Regions from separate parts of the Homo sapiens genome. Here region 1 is linked to region 2. Evidence: read pairs that join two places in POLR2A ChIA-PET (ENCODE). Cell type or tissue: PC-9. All regions are shown on one strand. Each heading gives the region's core, and the rest is flanking DNA. Links, peaks and the distances in the headings are about the cores only.

Evidence for each region. ChIA-PET counts read pairs that join two places held together with the same protein. Peaks named below come from ENCODE experiments on the same cell type or tissue, not always from the same donor. Only the 100,000 strongest peaks of a DNase experiment are listed, where the experiment ranks them.
Region 1: POLR2A ChIA-PET joins it to region 2 with 11 read pairs; 2 of 35 experiments call an interaction of 5 or more read pairs at or near these places.

What each region holds. Positions count from the first base shown.
Region 1 is chr5:95,879,620-95,888,760 of GRCh38, forward strand. It overlaps ELL2 (elongation factor for RNA polymerase II 2), which reads right to left. Exons shown (of 12, transcript NM_012081.6): 12 at 5,479-9,141. LOC105379091 (a long non-coding RNA gene) reads left to right here. Exons shown (of 3, transcript XR_001742813.2): 3 at 1-1,987. Among named protein-coding and RNA genes, the nearest start is that of LINC01554, 32 kb to the left of the region's middle. In PC-9, for the core only: no CTCF peak of the experiment used is centred there; a DNase peak (open chromatin) is centred at 4,112; H3K4me3 peaks cover 415 bases; H3K27ac peaks cover 2,368 bases.
Region 2 is chr5:96,088,927-96,098,067 of GRCh38, forward strand. The region is part of intron 1 of LOC101929710 (a long non-coding RNA gene); the gene reads left to right. It also overlaps a transcript of CAST not described here. Among named protein-coding and RNA genes, the nearest start is that of MIR583, 14 kb to the left of the region's middle. RefSeq lists an enhancer at 1,198-1,699. In PC-9, for the core only: no CTCF peak of the experiment used is centred there; DNase peaks (open chromatin) are centred at 4,555 and 5,275; H3K4me3 peaks cover 854 bases; H3K27ac peaks cover 3,267 bases.

The sequences.
Region 1 (9,141 bases), core at 957-8,956, 210 kb before region 2:
TGGAAGTCACTACACTCACGGATACCAGCCCAAAAGTGCTGATTGGTCTATGACTGGGGTGGGAGTGTGGGTGAGCGACCAGATGGGACACCTCGAGTTGGCATGTTGGTATGATCATTTTTAAATGGGCAGTAAGCTTACTAGCTTCTTGCCTGAAGTGACGGCAGTATGCTATTGGAGGCAGATGCTGAAGGCCACTGCAAGGGCCAGCCATAGGAGAGGTCAGAGGAGTCCGAGGCAACCAGGGTGGGCTTTGACAATGCCCAAAGGAAACCAAGGCCAAGGACTTCAAAGCTGTCATTCAATCAGCCCTCTCATGCTCCTTGTCTCTCCTCCCTACCTTCCCACCCTTTCATCCTGGGAAATGCTGGGTGGTGGGAGGAGTGGGGAGGATGGCAAAAAGCACTTGGCTTCCAGACTAAAGCAGGCCTAAGCTGGACGAGGGGAGAATATTCAGTTCTAAATGTATTTCAGAACTGTGGCTGTTACATGACTGGACTTGTGAGTTACTGAAATGAGGCCCTTGCTAAAAGTGAATACAGGACTTATTTAAAAGTAGCTGTCTCTGAGGAATTCTGGGAACCGCCAGAAATTTCATCTCTGAAGGCAAACAGCCCCCAAAAAGTGGATTTGTAGGGACACACATGACAATCGCTGTTGCTTTATGATTGTCCCTCATGGTCAATGTGACAGTGTTTAAACTTCACAGGCATTATCCTACATTACCAGGGATGAAAGAAAGAAGATCTAGGGGTTTAGGCAAATTGCCCTGGGTCAAAGGTAGGTGAATGTCACAACTGGAACTCAGGCCCAGGGTAGAGAACTCCATGTTCCGTTCTTTCCCCCAATACCACAAAGCATTTTCTATCCTCCCCAATTTTTCATGCTTTTAGGTCCCTATTTCTGACCTGGCCTTGTCACCATCTATATGTCAGGTCATTTTTAACCAAAGACAAGGGGAAAATGGTAAGATGTGCATGCTAACAGAAGAGGGGAGCCAGGGTCATTCACTCAGTCAAGAGGAGGGAGTGAAGAGAAGGGAGGAGCAGGTGGGGAGGGTGAGTTAAGGAAGGGAGGGGTGGATGATAATTGGCTACCACAGCAATAAAGATTTGTCAACAGGGGCAGAGAAAGAGGAGGGAAGGAGGAGGGTGGAGAAAAAGGTGGCTTTGCTGACGGTCCCTAGTGTCCCCTTACAGCTGTTCTCAGCTGCAGAGTTCTGAAGCTCAGGTGGCCACGAGACCCCTAGAGACCCTCCTGGCACTCCTTTGACAAGGCTGATTTAAATGAACTCTATCCTTGGGAGGAGAAGGAAAAACTTACAGGTGTAAGAAAGAGTGATTTTCACAGCAGCCTTTTATCCAAAGCATCTTACCTGTAACGAACAACCCCCTCTAGTAACTAGGTGGCAAGAAGCACTTAGGCTTCCAGACAAAAACGCTCTTTTAAAAACTGTCCTCTATAAAGACAACTGGAAAAGAGAATAGAGAGAATATTCAAAGTTCAGCTCAAGTTGAGAACAAATGCATCAGCACTGTGTCTAAGTTACTGGTAGCCAAGATGCCAAGAGAAGCTAATGTGGGACTTGAAAAGATTCACAGAGGGCCGGGCGTGGTGGCTCATGCCAGTGCTGCTAATCCCAGCACTTTGGGAGGCCAAGGTGGGCAGATCACGAGGTCAGGAGTTCAAGACCAGTGTGGCCAACATAGTGAAACCCCGTCTCTACTAAAAACACAAAAAATTAGCCGGGTATGGTGATGTGTGCCTGTAATCCCAGCTACTCAGGAGGCTGAGGCAGGAGAATCGCATGAACCCGGGAGGCGGAGGTTGCAGGGAGCTGAGATCGTGCCACTGCACTCCAGCCTGGGCAACAGAACGAGACTCCCTCTTAAAAAAAAAAAAAAAAAAAGATTCACAGGAAAAAAAAAGTATTTCATAGAGAAATCTGATTTTTGATAGAGAAATCAATAGCAGAGCTTTTAAAATGTTCTGGGCTGTGTCCATTTACCGGGGAGCTCAATCAATCACTCTTATGCAAAAATCTAAATTAACCTAATAGGGTTGTTCAGCTCTGACTGGTTGCTTTGCTACATATATTGCTACAGAACTTTCCACCTCTGAATAAAAGATGGAAAGAAATAATTTTAAAGTATCCAATAAAAATACATATAGTAAACTTATGAGGTGCCAGACACCTCTCTACGTATGTGTCAGCCCAGCAACCTCCAAGGCAGGTACTATCCTGTTCATGATGGGAAACAGAGGATCTGGGGCTTTATAAACATGCCCACAGTCTGTGGCTTGTGAGTGGCACAACAGGACTCTAAGCCAGGCTGTCTGGCAAGACTCCTTGCTCTGAAGCCCTGTGCCCGCTGCTTGTGCTCTGGCACAGCTTGCCTGGCACTTTACCACTCCTTGTCTTCGTATCATTTTTTGGAAGTGGCTGCTGGGCTGTTCTCGGCACCACCTAGGAAGAGTGTGTAAGCTCCTGGGGTCCCATCCTGCCTTCCCACGTGCTGTCACTTAGACGTCTTCATTTCACCATCTACAATGTGAAGGGTTGGGATTCCTGTAACTGGAGAACTAGCAGAGCCCATCAACAGCATTGGGCTCTGCTAGTTCTTGGAAGCACTTGGAAAATTACACAAATGCTAGGCATAAAATAAATGTCAATAAAAACACGTGGCAAAAGGACTCGCAAAGTCAAGTCAGTGTCTTAGTCCATTTGCATTGCTATAAAGGAATACCTGAGGCTGGGTAATTTATAAAGACAAGAGGTTGATTTGGCTTATGTTTCTGGAGGCTGTACAATAAGCATGGTGCTAGCATCCACTTCTGGGAAGGGCTTCAGGGAGCTTTTACTTATGGTGGAAGGCAAAGGGGGAGCAGGTATGACACATGGTGAGAGAGAGGAGATGCCAGGCTCTTTTTAACAACCAGATATCCCATGAACTTATTACCGAGGTGGGGTGGGGGTGGGGGTGGGGGGCGGATGGAGACACCAAGCCATTCGTGAGGGATCTGTCTCCATAACCCAAACACCTCCCACCAAGCCCCACCTCCAACACTGGTAATCACATTTCAACATTAGATTTGGAGGGGACAAATATCCAAACTCTATCAGTCGGTTTGTCATGGGCACCAGTCTGCCATCATTAACTGATTCCTAATCATGACTTTGGGAAGATAAAGTGGCAAGGAACACAAACTTGAATGAGATAGCAGATTCTTGCAGTAATCCAAATCCTTGGGCCACATGAATTTTAAATATGACCGATAGAAATAGTTTGCCTCATTCATTCTTTCAATAAATTATTACTGAGCACATTTTATATGGCAGACACTAGTCTAGAGGCTGGGGACACCCTGGTGAACAGGACAGTTTCTACTCCCACAGAACTTACTAATGCAATTAGTATCCAGTTATAATTATGATAAATGCCACAAAGGAGAAGTATAGAATGAAAGAGAGCATATACCCAGAGGACCTGGGTAGTATGGGGTGGGGGCAGGGGGGCGGTTAGGAAAGGCTTCCTGAAGGAAGTGATGCCTAAGTGGAGATCTTAAGGATATGGAAGACTTAGCTAAGTGAGGAAGGGGTGGAGGGTGGTATTGGTGGTACAGAGTCTACTTAGCACATGAGGCCTTTGGGATAGGAGGAGCAAGGAGTACTGGAGAGCCTGAAGGAAGGTGTGTGTGACTGGTGTGTGGAGAGTAGGAGGAAGAGGCAGCGAGACTGGTAAGGTAGATCATGCTATCCATGTACTCCACAATGGGATTCTGTAAGCCTATTTGGAATTCAGCAAGTATGGAAGGGCAGTCAGCATGCTTCTAGAAGCCCCAGCTGTAGAACTCAAACATGCTGGCCAATTATGTGGGCTCATCTGCAGGGAGCACACTTCTACATTTATAGTCCTAGACAGACGTGAAGTTCTTATTGTCCATCTACAAATGCTCACATTGTACCAACCATTTAATTACAGTAAGAAAAACCAGCCAGGTTGGTCAGTTGAATGAGGCAAGCAGGAGTTGAAATGACACATCTCCACCATTGCACCTGGCAGAATCATCTGATCCCCAACTTGAGAATTAAGCAATCATATCAGAGCCTCCTACTGCCACTACCACTGTCAGCTTTCTGTCCCAGTCTCAGAAAGGTAAAACCAGTAGAGCAGGTACATGTACACCCAGCATTCAATAAAACAAGCCCCAAACACCTCACCTTGAAACCTCTAGCTACTGCCTTTGTCCCCTTTGCAATCAGTCAAAATGAGTTCATTCTCATATGGAAAGTAATGCTTCAAGAAACACTCCTTCTTGCATTCAGCCGATAATCTGTAAAGAACGATTTTTTTCACAGAATTCCCATGTGCTTTTATAAACAATACTGAAACCCCTCCACGCCTCAGTAAGAAAAGCATATTTTCATTTTACAGCTGAGGACAGGAGCCTGTTAAAGGTCCAGTGGGAGAAGGGACTGGGGAGGGCTCCCGACCGTCATGTTGTGAAACTCACTCATCCTTGAGGCTTCTTGTAAATATGACCAGAGGAACCGCCCACATTACTCACTCTGGGTTTTTAATACCAATGTTTGATTGAGGCTTTCTTCCCTTCCTCCTCCATTATTCCTTCAGAAGATTTTTAGAAACTGGAGGTTAAGGATTCAGCTGGGAGAATGCCCTTATGTCTTCTCAGACTGGATACCCCTAAGCTGGAGTCTGTTTCTGAGATAGGCTTTTGGTATGAAGAGAAAATGATATGATTACGAGACTGTACCCTTTCCTCCTACCTCCACCGCCCACTTTCAAATACCCCATTGTTAACACTGTACACTTCCAAAAGTAAAGCGAACATAGGGGAAACAACGTTTTCTCAAAAAGTGTGCTAGTCTCCCTTCAAATGTATTCTGTCATTTCCAATAAATCAACTCCCCCAAAATAATCCACTAGAAATCACTCCGACCCCCACATTCTAGCCTTTGGAACCAAAAGGACTTATCTAGCATATGTGGTATCACTGGAATTGTCACTTTGAAAAGATTAGTCTTATCCTATATAAACATATGAGGCCCAGGATGGAGAAGTGGTTAGGAACACAGATGCTGTGGTCAGACTTCCCAGGCTCTGCCATTTACTAGCTGTGTGATAGGCAAGTTTCTTAACTTCTTTATGACTTAGTTTGCCCACCTGTAAAATGGAGATAACAGGTGGTGAGGAGAAATGGGATAATGCAGCAAAAATGTGTAACAAAAAGGAAACCTTCCATAAATGGTAACTATGATTATTGTTCCCCTAGTAGAAGTTGTCCCTGGAGGGCCTGTCCTACACTTAGAAAAAGATCCCTGGAGCAAATTCCCTGCTCCCACTTCCTAGAGCCCTAACAAGTAATATCTCTGCTAATACTTTGTCATAGGCTCTTTCTGTTTGTTTTTAAGACAAAGAGGCTTGAAATGAGACAAAGGAAAAACAAGTACCAGAATTGCAAAGTTAACATTTTTATTGAACTGAAATTGGTGTAGAACAGGGGCAACCACAGCTGCTGAGCTCTGTAACAACTGAAAAGCCCCTGTGACATTTTACCTTTGAGAGTCCTAACACGGTTTGAGTGGAACAGCTGAGAAACAGCATATATATATTTTAACACCTCAAAATAGTTTGAAATGAGCCTCACAGCCTTGTTCAATCTTCAGATTACAAATAACATTGATAGCATCTCCTGTGGCCTTCAGTTAGTAGTGCCAGTTAATATTGTTTCTGAAAACTTTCCTCTCAAAGTGCTGGCTATAATTTTTTCTCCATCCAGTACACATAAGAAAAGGATTTAGTAACACTTGGGCAAGTAATAAACTGTAGAACTTTAAAAGTAGTAAAGGCATATACCAAGCATACGTGACTCCACACATTGTCAGAAAGGCAGTGGACTGGCTAACGAGTTTCTGCCAAGTTTCAGAAGCAAAGAATGCACTAATGAAAAGGGTAAGGCATCCAAGCAGAGTGTCTGAATTGATGGACCACTTTTGTCTAAAACTAATTTCAACATCTTCCAATATGCAAGCAGGCATTTGTTTTACATAAGGTGAAACACTTTATAAGAGAAAAGAAAACTCCTATAAAGCTTATAAGATCAGAAAAAATTAATACTGAATTTTTATAATCAATGCATGGAGCAATGATATAAACTGACCATAACAATTTTGTGAGAACAAGTATAAAACTATCCATTACTACCTTAAAGAGTTGAAAGTTAAGCCCTCTAAAGTATTCAAAGTGGAATAAATAACAAGGTAGGAAATGCAATACCTATATATTTTAAAAAGCCCACATCTAGTTAATGTTCTCTTAGTTTGTTTTAAATCAGTTGTTCATCCAACCTGGAGTTGATTTAAGGATGTTGGTAAAAATCTTCAAAAGTCCTTCAAATCATTTTAGATGAAATGTGATAGAAAAAACTATACAACTCATTCTCTAATCTTGCTATTTTTCACACCATCCTTCCAAAAAAGAAAAGAAAAAAAACTAGATAAATTCTTCCACCGGAGTAACTGACATTAAGTGGCCACTATTCCTGTAGTAATCATTTGTAAGAATCTAAAAGTCTTGCAGTAGGGGACGAAAAATGATTATAAATATTTTAATAGGCTCATGCCTCATCTTCAAAAGGGATGAAACTTGGATAGTAGCAGATTCAGAGATTTATAATTTTCAAATTTACAACTAATAGACAGACACACTTTTGCAAGGATCTGTCCAACACATACAACTAACATCTAAATTAAGGCTTTTACTGGTATGTGATCAGGTCTAAGGGTATGCAATGCTGGATTTCCATTTAGCATCTCCAGCTTTCATTGTTACCCAACTTGTAAACCAGAAGATGTGCTGATGTACAGGGTAGGAGCTCCAATGGCTAACCATTCACCAACTGGAAGGCTTGTTTGTAAACAGGTTCTGAAACAAGAGTTGGCAGTGAAACAACTGAGGAGGTGCCTCAGATCATGCAAAGGGGAAAAGTGATTTGCACCTGCTGACATGATGGACATTAAAAAAAAAAAAAAGCCAATAGTTGACCTTCAGTTCAAGATTTCAAGATTTACAGACCTAAAAGTTTAGAACTACATCCAAGCCAATGGTTCTCATACTTTAGCTTGCAGAAAGTCACCTACAAGAAACCTGTGAAAATGCAGATACTTGGGCCCTATACCTAGAGATTCTAACTCAGGTGATCCAAATGGTCCAAGCACCTTTTGCTTTTGAGAAACCTTGCTCATAGCAAATAGCAGCACACAGTCTTTGATTAAAAGGCCAAGATGTCCAAGAAATAACACCAATGAGTTCATTACCTATAGACGAACCACTCAGGAGACTCTATCATAATAATATGATGCCTGAATTTATCCCCAATTAAGTTTCCCTTTCCTTTTTTCAATTAAAAAGTTTGAAATAAATTAACGTTTAATAATGATTGTACCAATTCTGAGGTAAAAAAAGAGCACCAGGGATCTCAATGCTAAAAGAAACAGAATTCCTTAGGAGGTCCATGCTACATAGAACCAAAATTTCTGCGGTAATGTTATAGAGTTGTAGTGCAAAAGGGACTTGTTTCAGTCTTTGTATAGTCTGTATACTTCTGTATACATTTAGTATATTATCTAATCTTTCCAGTTAATGTTTTAGAACTCCAAAGAGAAAAGTTAATCTACATGCTCTCTCAAGTTTTCTAGATAACCAACATTTTTCTGGTTTACAGTGATACACAACAAAGTTATTCATTTATTTTTCTGGATGCTGGAGACAAACATCTTTATTAAAGACACTACCAAAATTTTGGCAAACATTTCAAAACAGATTTGTAAACATAATGCTTCCCTTTTCAACTGGCAGCACTTTGAAAAGACAATACAATAAGACAATACAACTTGAATCAACATTAATTCAAAATCCTTATATTTTTGACCACATAACTTATGTTCCCACATGATAAAACAAGTGACAGTTTAAATCAATGTCAACAGATAAACTCCATGAAATGAAAGTTTGTGCTGTTTGATGAATCACAGTATGTTATGGTTAAATATATCCACTCTTTTTTATATTCCTGGCACCAGGATGAAAAAAAAAATCTTTAAATATACCTCTTATGTAGGTAATAGCTTCTTTGCATATCTCTCTTCAAAAAATACTTTATAGCAGTATATAAATAGGTTACCTACACATTTCATTTTATAATTTTGTCCCAAAACTATAGATCTGTTTCATTTTCATGACATATCAATTTTTGCCCAACATTAATAAAGCTGACAAACTCGTTGAAATGGAAATGCTTTTGTCTTCCACAACAAAAGTAGCAATTTGATAGAAGAAAAAAAACAAAAAAACAAAAAAACACCCTACAGTAACACTCGTCAGTTGTTTAACCTGAGCGTTTGGCCTACTAGGAGTAGCAGCTTTTTTTCCTTCATGCACGCTCACATCCACACCACCTCTGCACACATACAGATCGAGCACACACTTCCAGATGCTGGTAGGCCACAGTATGCTTCCCATTGCTCTAATCAAGTGGGAAGCAGTGTAGCTAATGATTAACCACACTATGTACACAACTAGCAAACACCTTAAGGCAACCATTGCAATGGGGGGTTAACTTGCAGGGCGGATTTAATGTTCTAGATCAAGTCAGCCTGTATATACATATGTGTATGTGAATCTATACACATACACCTTTCTATTTTTTAACCCTCCAAGACAATGTTTATTTTTTTAATTTTGTGCAAATTTCTAAATATTCTACCATTTAAGGCAAAGAGTTTGCATTAAGAAACGTCAGAAAATAGGCTTACGTTTATCCAAAAGCATTTCACCTTGCACATTACTGTTGTTGTTTTTTAAACACATACAACTTTTAAGTGTGGACACTGGATCCCCAATATCTAAAAAATCATTTCTAATAACAAACACAAGTTTTTGAGGAAAAAAAACTGATTTGAAATATAGACAATGGATCCCCAATACCTAAAAAAATTATTTCTATTAACAAACACAAGTCTTGGGGGTGGGGTGGTGGGGAGGACCAGAAAGAGCAGCTTCGAAATGCAGGGAAGCAAAGTAAAATGGAAAAGAAAAAGTAACTCAAGTTTACTAATAC
Region 2 (9,141 bases), core at 284-8,283:
TGGTGGATTGAGGTGATTAGTTACAGCCAACTGCTTGTTTTCAGGGATTTATTCCATTTTCCTACTTTGTCAGCATCATCTAATTGGGGATCAGATGCTTTCAGTCAGCATCCTTTGCAGTGCAAGGAGCTCCAAAAATCTTTTTTTTTTTTTTTTTTTTTTAACTCTGGGAATATGCCCAGGCCTGAATAAATAAATTTCCCCTCTTCGCACTGAAGGAAGTATATGACTTTTAAAGGAGTAGGTGAACACATAGGTGTTTTTCTTTTAAACACAGAATGCAACACTGTTTTGTAACAGTGGAGGAAGTAGGAATGAATATATATTTCGAGGATTATAAACCAGTGCATAGCCTTCTGGAGGCAATTTTGTTATGTTTATCAATATTTAAAATGCACATACTCTTGAGGGAGGAATTTTACTTCTGAGAATGTATCCCAAAAGTATACTAGCATATGTGATCAAGGAAGAATGTACAAGGATATTTATATAGTATTGTTTACAAAGAAAAGGATGGAAAACAATTTAACAAAAGGTCCACTTAATAGAGGATGAGTTAAATAAGTTATCATACATCCATACAATAGATTATTTTAATAATTGTTAAAAGGATAAGGTGGGTCTAAATGTTCCAATATGGAAAATTTCTATGATGTACTAGTTAACAAAGAAGGGGAAGACCAATACTGCCATTTGTGTTTAAAAAGGGCTGTATGTATACATGTGCGTGTTTTTGTTTGTGTATGTGTAGCCTTTCTTGACATACTATTACCAACAGTTGCCTCTGATGAAGGGAATTGGGAAATCAAGAGAGAAGGATTGAAGGAGACTTACTTTTCACTGTATGCTTTTTTATAAAGCTTAAAATGTTTCTCTTGTGCATATAATTATTCTTCAAGTAAATAGGTAACTAAATAAATGATAAGTAAATAGAAGATGTTGATTTTTTATCTTCTCATTCGTATTTCTTCTTATTTCTTGCTTTCCACAGAAAGGATATTCTCTGACTGGGCTTTGGAGTCAGACCTTTAGTTCCTCCCCCACTAATTAGCTGTGTGACACTCTGCAAATTATTTGGTGGTATCCCAGTGTGCTAATCTTATTTTTTTTCCTTCCCCCTGGTAAAAGAGATTAATAGTATCTCAAGAGTTATTGTGAAGGTTAAGTAAGGTCCCTAGCACGATGCCTAGGCCATAATCCTTAATCAAGCCTTGATGAAAGCTAATTCCCTTCCCCTTGCAAGGCTTCAGGTTGTTATGTTGGTGGGATACGGGTCTCTAGTACCTTATGGCAGCCAAAACTTGTTCCTTTGTCCTTCTTGAGAGCATGTCTTCCCCTTGCAGCTGACTGAAGGTTCTATGGCTTACTAAGTTAAACAACAAAAAGAGAGAACAAGGTACCACAAAGCAAATAAACAAAACCTCTACCAGTGTTGTAATTTAAAACAGTCTCTGAGCTGGTGTTAGAGCAGGTGGGGCCATTAGTTCCCACTGAGCTGGCAGCATCCTCCCCAGAGCTCCCCAAGCTAGCTTCACACTTCTTAGTGGCTGTGACCATTAGGCCTCTCTGGGGTCCTCTTAGTTCTGGCAGCTGTTTAGTTCAGGGGGACTAAACAGCCATGGAGCTACCTAGAATCTTTTTCCCCAAGGTCTCCTGGGGCCTTCACTTTCCGGAAGAGGTTGAAAAATTTTTTTAAAAGACTTTTTTATGTTTTGTTTTTAAAACATATATTAAAAATCATGTCTGTGTTGGTGAGAAGAAGAGGGTATTTTTAAAATAAAGTACCTTCTGAGGGAACTTCTGTGGAATGGAGTGTGTGTGTGTGCGTGTGTTTCTTTTGGGAGATCAGCAGAGAACAGGAAGCAACTAAAGTGTTTTGCTTTGGTTCCCCTGTGGCCTCCATCTAGTTGCTGTAGTTGTACACACATACATCAACTTCAGATGCTGCCGAAGCTTGAGGCCATGGCCTCAAGTCCACAGAGGAGGACTGAGTTCTTCTGAGCTCTAGTGAGAGACCAGATGCCCATCCATTGTTCCCAGCTTTTGGAATATGTTCCTGTGTGCAGGTTCCCAGGTGCATTTTGGTGAGGAGAGAGATGCCTGGGGGGAAGGTACATTACAGTAGATTGCACCTGTCTCCATTACTACTTATTGCCGTCTGTTTGTAGTGTAGGGTTGGGGTGGAGGCTGCTGGCTTTGGAGACAGACAGGCCTGGATTTGAAAGCCAGCCTTGCTCATTTTTAGCTGGGTAATCTCAGGCATGTTACTGAATCTCTCTCTTTTTTTTTTTTTTGAGACAGACCCTCGCTCTGTCGCCCAGGCTGGAGTGCAGTGGCACAAGCTTGGCTCACTGCAACCTCTACCTCCCAGGTTCAAGCGATTCTCCTGCCTCAGCCTCCTGAGTAGCTGGGATTACAGTCACGCGCCACCATGCCTGGCTAATTTTTTTGTATTTTTAGTGGAGATGGGGTTTCTCCATGTTAGGCTGGCAGATCTTGAACTTCTGACCTCTGGTGATCCACCCACCTTGGCCTCCCAAAGTGCTGGAATTACAGGCATGAGCCACCATGCCTGGCCTTTTTTTTTTTTTTTTTTTGAGATAGGGTCTTACTCTGTCACCCAGGCTGGAGTGCAGTGGCACGATCAGGGCTCACTGTAGCTTTGCCCTCCCAGGCTCAAGTGATCCTCCCACCTCAGTCCCCCGAGTAGCTGGAACTACAGGTGTGCACCATCACGCCCAGCTAATTTTTGTATTTTTAGTAGAGACAGGGTTTCATTATGTTGCCAAGACTAGTCTCAAGCTCCTGGACTCGTGATCCTCCTGCCTCAGCCTCCCAAAGTGCTGGGATTACAGGCATGAGCCATCGTACCTGGCCCTGAATCTCTTAAAGCCATGATTTCTTCATGTGATACAGGAATAACAATGGCACCTGCCTCGTGGGGTTGGTGTGCTTAGTACCTGGCACACAGTGAGCACTCAGTCAGGGTTAGTACCAAATCAGACCTTGGCTGTCTCCATTTGATGGTGAGTTCTTGCAGGGAAGGTCTTTCCCTTTATCATAACCTAAGTGCCCAGCACATGACCTAAGCACTTGATGAATAAATGAGTGATGAATGAATGAATGAAATCCCCAAAGCAGAATCACACTGTGACTAATTTTGTGACACACTTACCATTCTCATTTGACTGACATCCTTTGAAGACACCCCTTTGACATCATTTCCTTCTTGTCTACTCCTCTCCCTTAGAAAACTCTCCTGCATATATGTATTGCTTTATAAATTATCTTTCACAGGTACCTTATTATAACTTGCTTTCTGTTTTTTATTCTTTCAAAGCGATGCTCTTATCCTCAAGACCACTGGAAAATAAAAAGAAATAAAAAAATTCTCAGGAATTTATGGCAGATTTTGTTAGTATTTCTTACTGCTTAAAATATACATTTGACTAGAAAGCAGGAAAAACATTTGCTCTTTCAGGATTTATGTATAAAATTCTCTTGGGTCTCTAACATGGCATTCAATATACATCCTCAACTCTTCCCCTTCCAAACTTGAGTTAGGCTTAGGTTTTCATGTAGCTTCATCGTGTAGCTTCATGACACCCAAATTTAAGATGGGCCATTACTGAGTTGGTTTAAAATATACATGATAACTTTCAAAGAGTGAAAATTAACCCATTGTCTCTTTTGTATTTGACCTAGAAGATTACTATAACATACTATCTCATAAAGGGGAATAATTTGAGGCCAACTTTCCTAACTAATATTGTGATTATAAAGGGAAGACCCTGAAGCTTTTCTATTTCCGGAAGAAAAACCTCTTAAATTCTACTTTTCAGACATGATCAAACCAGGCTCTAATGCCACATTGGCAGCTTTAGAATCATAGAAAGAGCTGAAAGAGACCATAGTGTCACCCAGTCCAACCCCTTCATTTTGGAGAGACACCGTGTAGCTTAACTAGGATCACAGAGCTATTTAGCGGCAGAGTGGGGCCTAGAATCCAGATCTCCTTAATCATTGTTCGGCGATTTTTCCAATTCACCCAATGCCTTTTCTCCTACAGTCAAGATTTAGAGGTTTTATTGACACATATTCAGATATTGTTATTCTTAATTTAAAAAATTTAAAGATTGATGTGTGAAGATTGATATCATTGAGAAAATTCTATAGGCAGTGCTGGGGGTTGTGTTACATTTCTCAAATTAAAATAAAAAAAATGAGGGACCAAACTAGATGTGTTTGGGATCATATTTGGCATGAGGATCAGCATTCGGTGACCCAATTCTTTATTTAGTTATGGAGACAAGTCTAGGGCATATATGAAACAGGTGAACAATATACAGCTGTTTTGTTAAGTGATACAGTACATGGTACAGAGAAAATGTTTATTGAGCAGTGCAGGAGGAAGAAAAGGTTAAATCTAGGTCCTGAAGAATGAGTATGGCTTTGTGTGCATTTGGAGAAGCAGGGCATTCCACTAAGAGCCAGCAGCAGCTGTTAAGTAGTGAAGGGACAATGGGCAGGGTGGAGCATGTCTTGCGTGTTCATGGGTGCCTGGCGAGGAAGCCAGTCTGACTGGAAAATAAGCCCAGCTGGTAGGGTGCTGTAAGATTATGCAGGACCTTAGAAGTGTGATAAAAGAGGTCAGACTTAGAGACCACAGGGAGCTGCACCTTGCATTTTGAGCTACAGCGTATCTTAACAGAGGCCTGTTTGATACTGTCACTTGGACAGTGTTTGGCAGTATGGGTTTGAAGGGTCTGGAAAACTACTTATGAGGCCCATGGGTATCTAGGCAGGAGATGGTAAAATGAGAGAGATAAGTACAGATAGAAAAGAAGAAGAAACTATGAATATATTTCAAAGGGAAAATCACTAGGGTAATTGTTTAGATTTGGTAGATTGAGAGAAGAAACTATTCAAAGTCCTAGGCTTTTTGCCTGGCTGACCAAGCTCAAAGAAGTTTGTGTCCTGAACTCCATTCCCTGCAAAGATTAGAGTTTGAGCTGATTGCTCTACTAGAACCTATTCCTGGTTGGCAATCTTCCTGTCCTCATGTTTCAGATTACAGAGCCCTTGTCTTAAAGGCATGCCTTATTTCCCTCAAGGAAAAACTATTTGTAAGGAAGTTAGTTGGTTACTTGCACCTACTGTCTGATTATTGACTTTGCCACTTAGTTATCTTGTTGTTAAATACACAGAAAAAGATCCCTGGAGCCCATTAGTCTCCACAGGTGGAAACGTATTTAATCTTTGGGAGAAAACCAAATTACTTACCTAGAATGTTTGTTCTCTGACTAATAATGTAGTCATGTTGATCCACCCCTTATGCCCAGTGAATTTCCAAAGATTTGGCATTGAGAGAGTGGCATTAGAAATTGTTTAACTCATATATATGACTAAGGGAGCCAGTAATACTCACTAGGAGACTGATGAAATTTAAGAAGATTCTAGGGCACAAAGGACTGCAAATCTTTTACAGTAGGGTGACCTTTTTTTTTTTTTCCTTTCTGGTCCAAGGGACATTTGATTCCATTACTGCCATATCTCCTTCTCCTGATATAGGCTGAAAATAAGATACACTTAGAAGAGAGCTGTGCTGCGAGTCTTTCTAATGCCAGCAAACATTTATGTAGTGAAATATTTAATACTTTCAGTGATCTTATGAGGTAGATAGAATTATCATTCCCATTTTACTGATAAAGATATGGAGAAAAGTTGAGAGAGGTGAAGTGAGCTGGGTGTTGAACGCTAGCTGTTTGACTTTAAATCATGACTTTTCCTCACTCTACTGTGAAGAGCTTGGGCAAGAAGTCAGGCTCAGCAAACCTGCCAACTTGTTTACATGTTTTATTTTTAAATTACGTGACATTGGTTCTCTACGGTTTGGACTTGTGTATTACAACAAGCAATACAGAGGCTTGCATATTACTCTCCATTGGCTGTTAGCTCTTGTGAAGTAATTAGGCTACAAAAGTCTTCCTTATAGTTATTTAAATCATCCAGCAAACCCAAATTCTTGTTTTGCTTCTTACAATGGCCTGCTTGCCTTGAAAAAAATGAGTATTCCATTTCTCTTACTATATTTAGCTGCCTGGAATGGTAACTTCTTCTTGCTTTTTGGGACTTTGGCTCAGAGCCAAGGTCATTGTGCAAGAAAAGGGTGAAATGGTTGGATTTAGGCTGTATCTTGTGTCAGTCATTTTTGCAAATGCAGCATTTTGACCAAAATGCAGCCACATGGCTCTAGGAAATGCTGGTTTGCAAACACACTTGGTGTGGTTTGCTGTTTTGTTTTTTCTCCCCCAATTAAGGTTTCTTGATCAGCTTGTCTTTAGAACACTTGTAAAAGTGTTCTAAGGTAGAATTCTGGCCAGGTGTAGTGGCTCACCTATAATCCCAGCACTTTAGGAGGCCCAGGTGAGAGGATCGCTGGAGGCCAGCCTGGGTGACATAGAGACACCCCTGTTTCTATAAGAAAAAAAAAACAATTAGCCAGGTGCCTGTATTCCCAGCTACTTGGGAGGCTGAGGCAAGAGGATCATTTGCACTCAAGAGTTCCAGGCTGCAGTGAGCTATTATTGTGCCATTGCACTCCAGCCTGGGCAACAGAGACTCTGTTTCAAAAAAAAAAAAAAAAAAAAAAAAAAAAAAAGACCTATTATATGAAAGGGTGATACATTCTCTACTTTAACCTGTGGCAAATCATCAACAATACTCCTCATTTTAAGTTTGAAGAAGATATGCTAGGCACCAAAAAGAAATTGCATCTGAATATGATAGAATCATCACATTCCTTGACCAGAAGAGACCTTGGTTCTTTCTTCCTTGTCCCTATCTTCTTGACAAAGACCCACTGAAAACATCTTCAGAAAAGACATAACATTAAAAAAAAATCCTTAAAGAGAGCCCAACTTTTCCTTATTATTAATTCTAGTGTTTAGCAACTTAGATTGTATTTAAATAACAGAAAAAAGCAGTTGTTGACAAGGTTGATCCAACTCTGTAACCATATTCCTCTTTGTTTTGGCCAAAATATAGCCAGTTTAATTGATTTTGTAGACATCAGCTATTCAGATGGAAGAAGATACCAGAATGGGTTATGTGGTACTCAGGCCACAGTGAAAGACCTAACCTCATTATCAGTAACTTCATCCTTTACCTAATCTCAATCATGGAAGGTGTGATTCAAGTAAACTTCCTCTGAAGCTGCCCTAAAAGGAGGTAGAAATAGCTTTTTGCCATTTACTGTGCAGGGAACCTCCATGTATACTGGAAGATAAGGACAAGAAACTTTGGATCTTTAGAATAAATCATCAGAGGCTCCTTTGCTGCTCAAGTCATTCAAATGACCTAAAGTTGTTCATTAAATGAAATAATGCTTGTAAACAATTGAGGACAAAGCCCTACAGTCCTAAGGGCTTAGTAAAAGTTAACTGTTATTCTTATTTAGAGAGACTGGTCCCAGAGCTTTAACATCAGCCCTCCACTGTCTCAATCCCTGCCACACAGAAAAGGACAAAGGAAGGTGATAGAACAAGACCCAGGGAAAGGGAGGGGAACAAAGCCATTGGCCTAACCATTCCTGCTGAACAACTGTCATTACTTTAGGGAAGAGGAATTCTTAGTCACTACCCAAACCTCTCTGTGTGATAGCTGCAATCTTGTTTCCATTTTATTTAGCCATTTAGTAAGCTATTTCCTATATATCCACAGTTGACTGCATCATTCTCAAATCCTCTTGTTTGAAGGCCCAGTTTAAGACCCTTTCCATTACCGTCTGCAGCAGAAGTGTCTGACTCCAGATGGCCTCTACCATCTGAATGAAGGGCTAGTTTTGGTTGGGTCCAGCAGATCCCTAAAGTACTTGATCACATGAAATGAAGTGACAACCCCACACTAGTGATCTAAACAGGGCAGTGGCATTGTCTCTGTCAGAGCTGGTGAAAGATGCTACTCTTGGAAAAAATTCTTGCCAATAGACTCCTGTTGGCAGTCTTTTGCATTTATTCATGCATATGAGTCATAAAGATCATCGAAATTCTCCAGGGTCCTTTTAAAAAAATATAATTTCCTTTGCACTGCCACCTGATATTTTGATTAAGTTTGACGTAGGACCCAGGAATATGTCTTAAAAGCTTTGTAGGTGATTCTAGGAGACTTTGATCTAAATAATTGAGCCTTTCCAAAGAAATGATTTCCAAAGAAATGATTTATCCTAAGTGAATGGGGAAGCTCTTTGAGCTTTCATAGTTTGCTCACTATGAGCTTTGGAGCTTTGGAGGGCTCTGATTTAGTTATAATATTAGCCTTTTTGAATTAGTTGTGTCTGCTGTGGAGTTCATGAGCCACACCCAGTTCTTAATTGGGATTTCAAGGTAGGATGAGCTCAAAGTCTTTTTTTTTTTTTTTTAACTTTTACTTTAAGTTCAGAGGTACAAGTGCAGGTTTGTTATATAGGTAAACTTGTGCCATGGGGTTTGTTGTACAGATTATTTCATCACCCAGGTATTAAACCTAGTTCCCATTAGTTATTTTTCCTGATTCTTTCCCTCCTCCCCACTCTGAAGGCCACAGTGTGTTGTTCCCCTCTATATGTCCATGTATCCTCATCATTTAGCTCCTACTTACAAGTGACAACATGTGGTATTTGGTTTTCTGTTCCTGTGTTAGTTTGCTAAGGGTAATGGCCTCCAGCTCCATCCATGTCCCTGCACAGGGCATCATCTCATTCTTTTTTATGGCTGCATAGTATTCCATGGTGTATATGTACCACATTTTGTTTATCTAGTCTATCATTGATGGGCATTTAGGTTGATTCCATGTTTTTGCTCTTGCAAATAGTGTTGCAATGAACATATGCATGCATGCATCTTTATAATAGAATGATTTATATTCCTCTGGGTATATACTCAGTAATGGGATTGCTGGGCCAAATGGTATTTCTGTCTTTAGTCTTTAAGGAATCACCACACTGTCTTCCATAATGGTTGAACTAATTTACACTCCCACCAACAGTGAGTAAGTATTCATTTTTCTCTACAACCTTACCATCATCTGTTATTTTTTGACTTTTTAACAATAGCCATTCTGACTGGTGTGAGATGGTATCTCCTTGTGGTTTTGATTTGCATT